Regions from separate parts of the Homo sapiens genome. Here region 2 is linked to region 1. A link is a loop called in an ENCODE intact Hi-C map of the cell type or tissue named here. Cell type or tissue: OCI-LY7. All regions are shown on one strand. Links, peaks and the distances in the headings refer to the core of each region. The heading gives the core; the rest is flanking DNA. Region 1 overlaps HSD17B14 (hydroxysteroid 17-beta dehydrogenase 14). Region 2 overlaps PPFIA3 (PPFI scaffold protein A3).

Region 1 (5,370 bases), core at 182-5,181:
CTAAATTCTCTGCCACTTCTTACCTGCAACGTCATGCAAGTTACGCAACATTTCTGCTCCTCTGTTTTCTCACCTGTGAAATGGGGCCAATTGTGACAGAGTTGTTCTGAGGATTTAATGAGATTAGATTAAATACCCATGAAACTCTTATCAATATTTATCATGCTGCAATCTCAGCACTTCGGGAGGCTGAGGTGGGAAAATCACTTGAGCTCAGGAGCTCAAGACCAGCCTGGGCAACATAGCACCAGACCCCATCTCAACCAAAAATAAACAAAATTAGCCAGATAGGGTGGCACACATCTGTAGTCGCAGCTACTCAAGAGGCTGAGGAGGATCACTTGAGCCCAGGAGGTTGAGGCTGTAGTGAGCTATGATTGTGCCGCTGCATTCCAGCCTGGGCAACAGAGTAAGAACTTGTCTCAAACAAAACAAAGCAAGAATAACTTGCTCTACCCGTTGACTCCTGCCCCCCACCACCACCCAGATCATACAATTTTTTTTTTTTTTTTTTTTGCGACGGAGTCTCGCTCTATCGCCCAGGCTGGAGTGCAGTGGCACCATCTCAGCTCATGGCAACCTCCACCTGCTGGGTTCAAGTGATTCTCCTGCCTCACCCTCCCAAATAGCTGGGACTACAGGCACACGCCACCACACCTGGCTAATTTTTGTATTTTTAGTAGAGATGAGGTTTCATCATGTTGGCCAGGCTGGTCTGGAACTCCTGACCTCAAGTGATCCGCCTGCCTCGGCCTCCCAAAGTGCTGGGAGGCGTGAGCCACCGCACCCAGCCCAGATCATACAATTTTATCAGTAGGAACTTCATGCGTACCATACCACCAGTGTATTAGAATGCTTTTTATTTTTATTTTGACATAATTTAAGACTTACAAAATATTCCTAGAATAGTACAGATAATTCATGTGTACTGAAACTCCCCATTGTTCTTTTCTTTTCTTTCTTTCTTTCTTTCTTTTTTTTTTTGTCTTTCTTTAGAGTCTTGCTCTGTCGCCAGGCTGGCATGCAGTGACACGATCTCAGCTCACTGCAATCTCTGCCTCCCGGGTTCAAGCTATTCTCCTGCCTCAGCCTCCCGAGTAGCTGGGATTACAGGCACGCACCACTACACCGGGCTAATTTTTTTTTTAGTAGAGGCAGGGTTTCACCATGTTGGCCAGGATGATCTCAATCTCCTGACCTCGTGATCCGCCTGCTTCAGCCTCCCAAAGTGCTGGGATTACAGGTGTGAGCCACTGCGCCCGGCCCTTTCTTTCTTTCTCTCTTTCTTCCTTCCTCCCTCCCTCCCTTTTTTCTTTCCTTCTTTCCTCCTTTCCTTGTCTTCCCAGCTGGTGAGCAGTGGTGCCATCACAGCTCACTGCAGCCTTGAACTCTTGGGCTCAAGGGATCCTCCCACCTCATCCTCTCAGCCCGCCGAGTAGCTGGGACTACAGATACATGCCACAGCACCCGACTAATTTTTTTTTTTTTTAGTTTCAGTAGAGAGGAGGTCTTGCTATGTTGCCCAGGCTGGAGTGCAATGGCATGATCTTGGCTCACTGCAACCTCTGCCTTCCTGGGTTCAAGCCATTCTCCTGCCTCAGCCTACCAAGTAGCTGGACTACAGACATGTACCACCATGCCCGGCTAATTTTTGTATTTTTAGGAGAGACAGGGTTTCACCATGTTGGCCAGGCTGGTCTTGAACTCTTGACCTCAAGTGATCTGCCCGCCTCGGCCTCCCAAAGTGCTGGGATTACAGGTGTGACCCACCATGCCTGGCCTCAATGTTAAACATTTTTAAAAAAGAAAAATAGACCGGATGCAGTGGCTCATGCCTGTAATCCCAGCACTTTGGGAGGCCTAGGCGGGCGGATTGCCTGAGGTCAGGAGTTCAAGACCAGCCTGGCTAACATGGTGAAACCACGTCTCTACTGAAAATACAAAAAAAATTAGCGGGGCAGGGTGGCGCATACCTGTAATCCCAGCTACTCGGGAGGCTGAGGCAGGAGAATCACTTGGACCCAGGGAGGTGGAGGTTGCAGTGGGCTGAAATTGCACCACTGTACTCCAGCCTGGGCAACAGAGCAAGACTCAGTCTCAAAAAAAAAAAGAAAGAAAAAAGAAAAGAAAAATATAGTAGTATAATAAATACCTATATGCCCATCATTTGTATTAGCATTAATTCACATTTTGTACACCATATATATGTGTCTGTATATACATAAATGTATATATTTCTTTTTGTCAAAGTATTATAAAGTATATTACGACACAATGACAGTTCATTTCCAAACACGTTAGTAAGCATCTCCTAAAAATAAAGCATTATTATTATTATTATTTTGAGATAGTGTCTTGCTCTGTCACCCAGGCTGGAGTGCAGTGAAATGATCATGGCTCACTGCAGTCCCGACTTCCTAGGCTCAAGTGATCCTCCTACCTCAGCCTCTCAGGTTGCTGGGACAACAGACATGCACCACCACGCCCAGCCAATCTTTTATTTTTTTGTAGAGACAGAGTCTCACCATTTTGTCCAGGCTCAGGCCTTTTTTACATAACAAAAATACCATTATATCACCTAATACAATTAACAGAAATGTCTTGATACCATCTCATATTTAACTCTATTTAAATACACCCAGAAGTTCCCAAATGTTTTATTACAGCTGATTTGTTCACACCAGGATCCCGACAACATTTGCATATTGCCTTTGTTTTCCCTGAGGGCAAAGACTTTTGTCTGCTTGTTCATGCACTTGTTGCAAAGGAATCTTGTGAACACTTGTGTCGCTGCCATTATCACCATCGTTATTTCCATCACCATCATTACCATTGTTACCACCCTCACCATCATTCTCACCGTCATCCTCACCATCACCATTTTCACCATCACCACCATCACCATCAACACCATCTTCACCACCATCATTACCATCCCCAACCTCACCATCATCATCGTCACCATCATTACCACCATCATCACCATCAACACTGTCATTACCACAATCATCACCATCACCATCAATGACAGCATCACCATCAATGACAGCATCACCATCATTGCCACCATCATCACCACCATCATCATCACCATCATTACCACAATCATCATCACCATCACCACCATCATCATTACCACAATCATCACCATCACCATCCTCATCATCATCACCACTGTCATTACTAAAATTTACCATCACCAACATCACCACCATCATTACCACAGTCATCACCATCACCATCGTCATTACCACAATCATCACCATCACCATTACCACCGTCATCACCATCCTCACCATCATCACCACCATCACTACAATTACCATCACCATCATCACCACCATCATTACCACAATCATCACCATCACCATCAACAACATCAGCATCACCATCATTGCCACCATCATCACCACCATCATCACCATCACCATCATTGCCACAATCATCACCATCACCACCATCACCATCCTCATCATCATCACCACCGTCATTACTAAAATTTACCATCACCAACATCACCACCATCATTACCATCCCCAACCTCACCATCATCATCATCACCATCATTACCACCATCATCACCATCAACACTGTCATTACCACAATCATCACCATCACCATCAACATCAGCATCACCATCATTGCCACCATCATCACCACCATCATCACCATCACCATTGTTACCACAATCATCACCATCATCACCACAATCATCACCATCACCACCATCACCATCCTCACCAGTATCACCATCATCATCACCATTACCACAATCATCACCATCATTACCACAATCGTAACCATCATTACCACGTCACCATCCTCACCAACATCACCATTATCATCATCACCATCATCATTACCAAAATCACCATCATGATCATCACTATCATTATCATCATCATCCTCACCATCATCACCATCTTCACCATCACCGTCACCATCATCATCACTACGATCATCAGCATCTTCACCGTCATCCTTATCATCATCCTCATCACCATCCTCACCATCACCATCCTCATCACCACCATACTCACCATCACCATCATGACCACCATTATCATCATCACCATCATCATCATTATCACTATCATCACCATCATCACCATCACCATCAAAATCCCATAGAAGCTCTCTTTTTTTCTCTTCTCTCTCAGCCACGTGACTTTGGAAGCTCTTTAAATGTTGATTCTGGGGCCCCTGCCCAGATCCCTTGAATTAGAATCTCCAGGTCTTTGGCCTTCCTGGTGGATTCTGATACAAGCCAAAGTTTGTGACTCCCTAGGCTAGGGAAAACAAGGGCGGGATTAAGGATATTTAGATAGTCAAGGAAATTATATTTTGTGGGCAGTAGGGATCCACAGAAGGTGTTGAACACAGGGGTTTCAGTTGTAGTCTCTCAGAGCTGGATTGTTCCTTAAAGATCTATCCATTCTGAGGCCAGGCGCGGTGGCTCATGCCTGTAATCCCAGCACTTTGGGAGGCCAAGGCGGGTGGATCACGAGGTCGGGAGATCGAGACCATCCTGGCTAACATGGTGAAACCCCGTCTCTACTAAAAAATACAAAAAATTAGCTGGGCGTGGTAGCGGGCGCCTGTAGTCCCACCTACTCAGGAGGCTGAGATGGGAGAATAGAGTGAACCTGGGAGGCAGAGGTTGCAGTAAGCTGAGATCGCGCCACTGCACTCCAGCCTGGGTGACAGAGTGAGACTCTGTCAAAAAAAAAAAAAAAAAAATCTATCCATCCTGGCTGGGTGGGGTGGCTCACGCCTGTAATCCTAGCATTTTGGGAGGCCCAAGCAGGCAGATCACAAGGTCAGGGGTTTGAGACCAGCCTGGCCAATATGGTGAAAACCTGTCTCTACTTATTTATTTTTTTTTATTTTTGTCTTTTTTTTTCTTACTTTTTGTGGAGAATGGGGTCTCGCCATATTGCCCAGGCAGGTCTCGAACTCCTGGGCTCAAGCTATCCTCCCGCCTCTGCCTCCCTGAGAGCTGGGATTACAGATGTGAGCCACTGCGCCCGGCCGAAACCCTGTCTATACTAAAAAATTATAAAAATTAGCCGGGCATGGTGGTAATCCCAGCTACTCGGGAGGCTGAGGCAGGAGAATTGCTTGAACCTGGGAGGCGGAGGTAGCAGTGAGCCAAGATTGCGCCACTGCACTCCAGCCTGGGCAAGACAGAGCGAGACTCCATCTCAAAAAAAAAAAAAATCTATCCATTCAGTCCTCTATTTAGTCAAGTACTGACCAAGCCAGGCAACATTCTTTTATTTTGGAGATGGTGTCTCACTCTTTCACCCAGGCTGGAGTGCAGTGGTGCAATCTCGGCTCACTGCAATCTCCACCTCCCAGGTTCAAGCA
Region 2 (5,370 bases), core at 153-5,152, 310 kb before region 1:
GATTACAGGCGCCCGCTACCACGCCCGGCTAATTTTTGCATTTTTAGTAGCGATGCCATTTTGGCAAGGCTGCTGTCGAACTCCTGACCTCAAGTGATCTGCCTGCCTCGGCGCCAGCAAGTGTTGGGATTACAGGCATGGGCCACCCTGCCCGGCCTCCAACTTCCTCTCTTGACAGGTCCCTGTTCTTGATCCCTCCCCAAATCCTCTCCAAGCCACGCCCACACCCATGACTCCACCCCCGCCCCTGATTCCCATGACTCAGCTGGCTCCTGTTCCTCACCTAACCCCACCTACTCTGGGATTCTACACACCCCTCCCTGTCCCATGATTACTCTCAGGTTCTCACCAGGTGGCAGGACATCCACAGGAGGAGACATCCAGGCAAGAGGGTTGCAGGGAAGGAGAGAAGAAAGGGTGAGTGGATGAGTCCAAGAGATCCTGCCTCTCAACCCAGCTTCCTCCCGGAGCCCCACAGATTTAGTTCCACTTCCTACAGCTGCCCGCCCAAGCCCTGCTCAGTCCAGGACCCAGAGGCAGCTGCTGACCTTGGAGGGCTCCTCCTTGACCCCTGACCAGCGGCCCCTCTTGCCTGCCCGACCACTGCCAGCCACATAGGGATCCAGGTGGGCACCAGAAGGTAAAGTGGGTGCCTGAGAGTAACGGAGCTCCAGGGCACTGCCAGGGAGAGACCTGTGGGCATGAGGAAAGCAGTCAGAGACCAAGGGGTCAGGAAAAGAGCACAGAGGTAAGGGTCACAGAGACAGACCTAGGGCCAGGGGTCCTGAAGTCAAGGTCAAGGGGCCAGGCCTGGTGGCTCAAGCCTGCAATCCCAGCACTTTGGGAGGCTGAGGTGGGCAGATAACTTGAGGTCAGGAGTTTGAGACCAGGCCAACCTGGTGAAGCCCTGTCTCTACTAAAAATAAAAAAAATTAGCTGGATGTGGTGGTGGGCTCCTGTAATCCCTGCCACTCTAGAGGCTGAGGCAGGAGAATCACTTGAACCGGGGAGGCGGAGGTTGCAGTGAGCTGAGATCATGCCACTGCACTCTAGCCCAGGCAGCAGAGTGAGACTCTGTCTCAAAAGAAAGAAAAAATAAATAAATAAAGTCAGGGTAAAAAACCAGAGTGGGCTGAGCACAGTGGCTCACACCTGTAATCCCAGCACTTTGGGAGGCCGAGGGGGGAGGATCACTTGAGGCCTGGGGTTCCAGACCAGCCTGGCCAACATGGCAAAACCCCGTGTCTACTAAAACTACAAAAATTAGCCGGCTGTGGTGGTGCACGCCTGTAGTCCCAGCTACTTGGGAGGCTGAGGCACGAGAATCGCTTGAACTCAGGAGGTGGAGGTTGCAGTGAGCCGGAATCGTGCCACTGCATTCCAGCCTGGGCGACAGAGTGAGACTCTGTCTCAAAACAAACAAACAAACAAACAAAAAACAAAAACAGAGGGGTCAGAAGTCTCAGGAGGACAGGAAGTGGGGATCAGAAGGGAGGAGCTTGGCGCTTGGCCAACGGGGCTCCATGGTGGGGGCAGGGCAGAAGGGCTGCTGTCACCTGGAGTAGGAGGATGGTGGCCTCCCCCGCAGCTGGTCGATCTCCATCTGCATCCGCTCCATTTCGGCCAAGAGCTGCTCCTGGGGGCCGGTGTTGGAGGTGTCGGGTTAGAATCTGCTCCGCCCAGGAGGAACAGCCCCTGCCAGACTTGCAGACCCTAGCCTCAGCAACCACTGCCCCAACATCCTCCTCCTGTCCCCTCAGGGCCCCCTACCTTGTTTAGCAGCAACTCATCCTGAAGCTTCTTCATGTTGGCTATCTCCTCGCTCAGGGAGTTCTGTGGAGACAGAGGTGAAGTGAGGGAGTGAGGCCTGAGGGGCCACGCCCGTGGGGCTGCAGGCAGCTCCCAGTGCACACAGACAGGCCTGAGGGGACCCAGGAGGAATGAGATGGACACAAGTGGTGAGTTTCGGGGGAGCAGGGGCAACGATGTTTCTGGGGAGAGAAGCCCCGGGATGCGACGTCCTGTGCAATCTCAGAGGGTTCAGGGTTTGGAGACCCATGGGGTTGGAGGCTTTGGGAAAAGTCAAGGACTCGAGGCATGGGTGCCCCAGAATTCGGCTCTTGGAACGTCTAGAATAGGTGAAAAAGCGGTCTGGGCAATAGAGCAGAGAAGGCTGCCCAACTCAGGATGCCGGGGTTTAGGGAGGCCTCCGATAACAGATCTGAGGGAAAGGCCTGGGGCCCCAGGATTCCAGCAAGAGGTAGTCCCGGAATTCCGCGTCCCGCAGTCCTGTATGGGGGGCGCACCTTCTCCTCCAGCGCCCCCATGCGCTCCTTGAGGTGAAGCTGTAAGCGCTCGTTGGACTCGCTCAGCAGCTTGTCCACCGTCTCGGACAGCCGCTTATTGTGGTCATCGTTCATCTTCTCCCGCTGCCGGGCCTGCGCAAAGCAGAGCGGGGCGGGTTGTTAAGCCCACCCTGCCCAGACCACGGCCCTTCCTCTAAGCCCCACCCCCGGGCCCAGCCCAGCCTCCTTATTAAGCTCCGCCCCAGCCTCGAAGCCCCACCCTCTGTGCAGTCTTCCGCCCCCTCACCCGCTGCAGCTCTTGATTCTTCTCTTCCAGCTGGGCCTCCAGCTGCCGAAGCCGCTCCTCAAAATTCCCATGACGTTCCTCGGCCTAGGAGATGGAACCCATGGCGTGTGACTTACCCTTCCAGGATCAGTCAGGCTCCCAGCCCCACCTCCTCCAAGGCTGAGCGCCAGGCTCCGCCCCCACAGCGCCAGGCTCCTCCCCTGCACCTTTGAGTCAGGCCCCGCCCCTGCGCCTAGTCCACTTTTTCAGGACCTGTTCCTTCCCTCTCAGGTTCCAGGCCACCGGTCCTTTCAGTCCAGGCTAGAGAACCCCGCTCCCATCCGTCCCCCGCGCAAACCTCCAGGCCCTCCCCATTCCAAGTCCTGTCCCTTTCCCAGCCCCTAGGCCCCACCCTTTCCCCCAAATCCGGGGTTCTGACCTCGCTCCTACCCCTCCAGATTCACGGCCCCGCCTCCTCTAGGCCCCACCCCTTCCCCACGCAAGGCCCCGACCCGAGTCCTCCCCGCACCTTGTTGAGCGCCGCCACGCGCTGCGCCAGCTGCGCCTCTATCTCGGGCAAGGTCTCCGCTTTCTGCAGCGTCTGCTGCAGCTTCTGCTTGGCGTCGTCCAACCACTCGGCCAGCTGACGGCTCTTCTCTTCACTCTGGGGGAGGGAGAGGCAGGGGGAGGGGACGGGCTGGGTCACTTGGGCCCCGGCACCGCCCCCATCGCCCCTCCCGGCCGCGCCCCCACCTGCCGATACAACGACTCCTTGCTAGCTAACTCGTTCTCCAGTTTGTCGTTGGCGTCGTGCAGAGACGTGGCCTCCCGCTGGGCGCTCAGGTAGCGCTTCTCCAGTGTTGTAATCCGCTCCTCCATATCTTCCCGCTGCGCCAGCGCCTGCGGAGGTAGCAAAGGGCCCCGTGGACTGCGAGCCCCTGGGGGAGAGGACGGGGAACCCCCTTGTTCCCTGGGAAACAAAGTGCCCTGACATGGGAGTCAGAATGGTGGTGTCACACCCGCTAAGAGCTCCCAGGACTAGCCCATCTTAAGTCCCTGCCACCTACCTGCGAGTTAAAATGGTGATGCTACACCTCCCATGAGCTTCTAGGACACTGCAGGCTCAGATCCTCCAGGTTCAGAGGATCTGAGGCCTGTGGGATGTGAAGTCTCCACTCCAGCCCTCTCCTCAAAACCCAGGCCTTGGATTTCTCACTAATTTCTGGCATAGAGCAGACTTAGAATCAAACAGCAAGTGTCCTGGGGTCTCATGGGAAATAAGGATCCCTTCTACCTAGAAGGCAACACCTCTCAAGAGCTACCAGGGTACCAGAGGCCTAGAACCCCAAAAGAAGTGCTTCAACTTCTTATGGGAGATGGACCCTCATCTGGTAGCCCACGTGGTGGGGCTACATTTCCCAATAGCCCCTGCGGCTATCCAGGCTTAAAATCCCAGATGAAGGTTCTCTCTCTCTCTTTCTTTTTTTTTTTTTTTTTTTTTTTTTTTTTTGAGAGAGAGAGTCTTGCTCCGTCACCCAGGCTAGAGTGCAGTGGTGCGATCTCGGCTCACTGCAACCTCCACCTCCTGGGTTCAAACGATTCTCCTGCCTCAACCTCTCAAGTAGCTGGGATTACAGGCACCCGCTGCCATGCCTGGCTAATTTTTGTATTTTCAGTAGAGACGGGGGTTTCACGATGTTGGCCAGGCTAGTCTTGAACTCCTGACCTCAGGTGATGTGCCTGCCTTGGTCTCCCAAAGTGCTGGGATTACAGGCATGAGCAACCAGCACTCTGGCTGGAGTGCAGTGGTACGGATCTCGGCTTACTGCAACTTCCACCTCCCAAGCTCAAGTGATTCTTATGCCTCAACTTTTTTTTTTTTTTTTTTTTTGAGACGGAGTCTCGCTCTGTTGCCCGGGCTGGAGTGCAGTGGCACTATCTCGGCTCACTGCAAGCTCTGCCTCCCGGGTTCACGCCATTCTCCTGCCTCAGCCTCCCGAGTAGCTGGGACTACGGGCGCCCGACATCACGCCCGGCTAATTTTTTGTATTTTTAGTGGAGACGGGGTTTCACTGAGTTAGCCAGGATGGTCTTGATCTCCTGACCTCGTGATCCGCCCGCCTCGGCCTCCCAAAGTGCTGGGATTACAGGCGTGAACCACCGCACCTGGCATGCCTCAGCCTCTCTAGTGGCTGGGACTAAAGGCACCCACCACCACGCCCGGCTAATTTTTTTTTTAAGTAGTGACGGGGTCTCGCTATGTTGCCCAGGCTAGTCCTAGTGCTCACTCTTCTTTCTCATCCACTGCCTTCAAGAATCCAGGTCCACATTTCCCAGCAGCTCCCTGGGGTCACTGGGATTAGGATAAAGCGGCCTAAGCCAGAAAGGGGTGAAATACCCACAAAACATTCCATTTAGAGGCTGGACGCAGTGGCTCACACCTGTAATCCCAGCACTTTGGGCCGAGGCGAGCTGATCACTTGAGGTCAGGAGTTCGAGACCAGCCTGGCCAATATAGTGAAACCCCATTTCTACTGAAGATACAAAAAAAAAAAAAAAAAAAAATTAGCCAGGTGTGGTGGTGCACACCTGTAGTCCCAGCTACTAGGGAGGCTGAGGCAGGAGAATCGCTTGAACCTGGGAGGCAGAGGTTGCAGTGAGCCAAGATCCCGACACTGCACTCCAGCCTGGGCGACACAGCTAGACTCCATCTCAAAAAAAAAAAAAAAAAAAAAGAGGCTGGGTGCGGTGGCTCACTACTGTAATCCCAACACTTTGGGAGGCCGAGGTGGGCGGATC

What was found. Peaks named below come from ENCODE experiments on the same cell type or tissue, not always from the same donor. Only the 100,000 strongest peaks of a DNase experiment are listed, where the experiment ranks them.
Region 2: it touches region 1 in a loop (12-fold over the local background); 1 of 110 quality-filtered maps calls a loop at or near these places.

Annotation. Positions count from the first base shown.
Region 1 is chr19:48,820,384-48,825,753 of GRCh38, reverse strand. All of the region lies in intron 5 of HSD17B14 (hydroxysteroid 17-beta dehydrogenase 14), which reads left to right. Among named protein-coding and RNA genes, the nearest start is that of BCAT2, 12 kb to the right of the region's middle. In OCI-LY7, for the core only: no CTCF peak of the experiment used is centred there; no DNase peak of the experiment used is centred there.
Region 2 is chr19:49,131,102-49,136,471 of GRCh38, reverse strand. PPFIA3 (PPFI scaffold protein A3) reads right to left here. Exons shown (of 30, transcript NM_003660.4): 8 at 3,325-3,471; 9 at 3,101-3,235; 10 at 2,593-2,676; 11 at 2,307-2,438; 12 at 1,771-1,833; 13 at 1,557-1,636; 14 at 549-693. Among named protein-coding and RNA genes, the nearest start is that of PPFIA3, 14 kb to the right of the region's middle. RefSeq lists an enhancer at 3,198-3,842. In OCI-LY7, for the core only: no CTCF peak of the experiment used is centred there; DNase peaks (open chromatin) are centred at 2,541 and 2,791; H3K4me3 peaks cover 266 bases.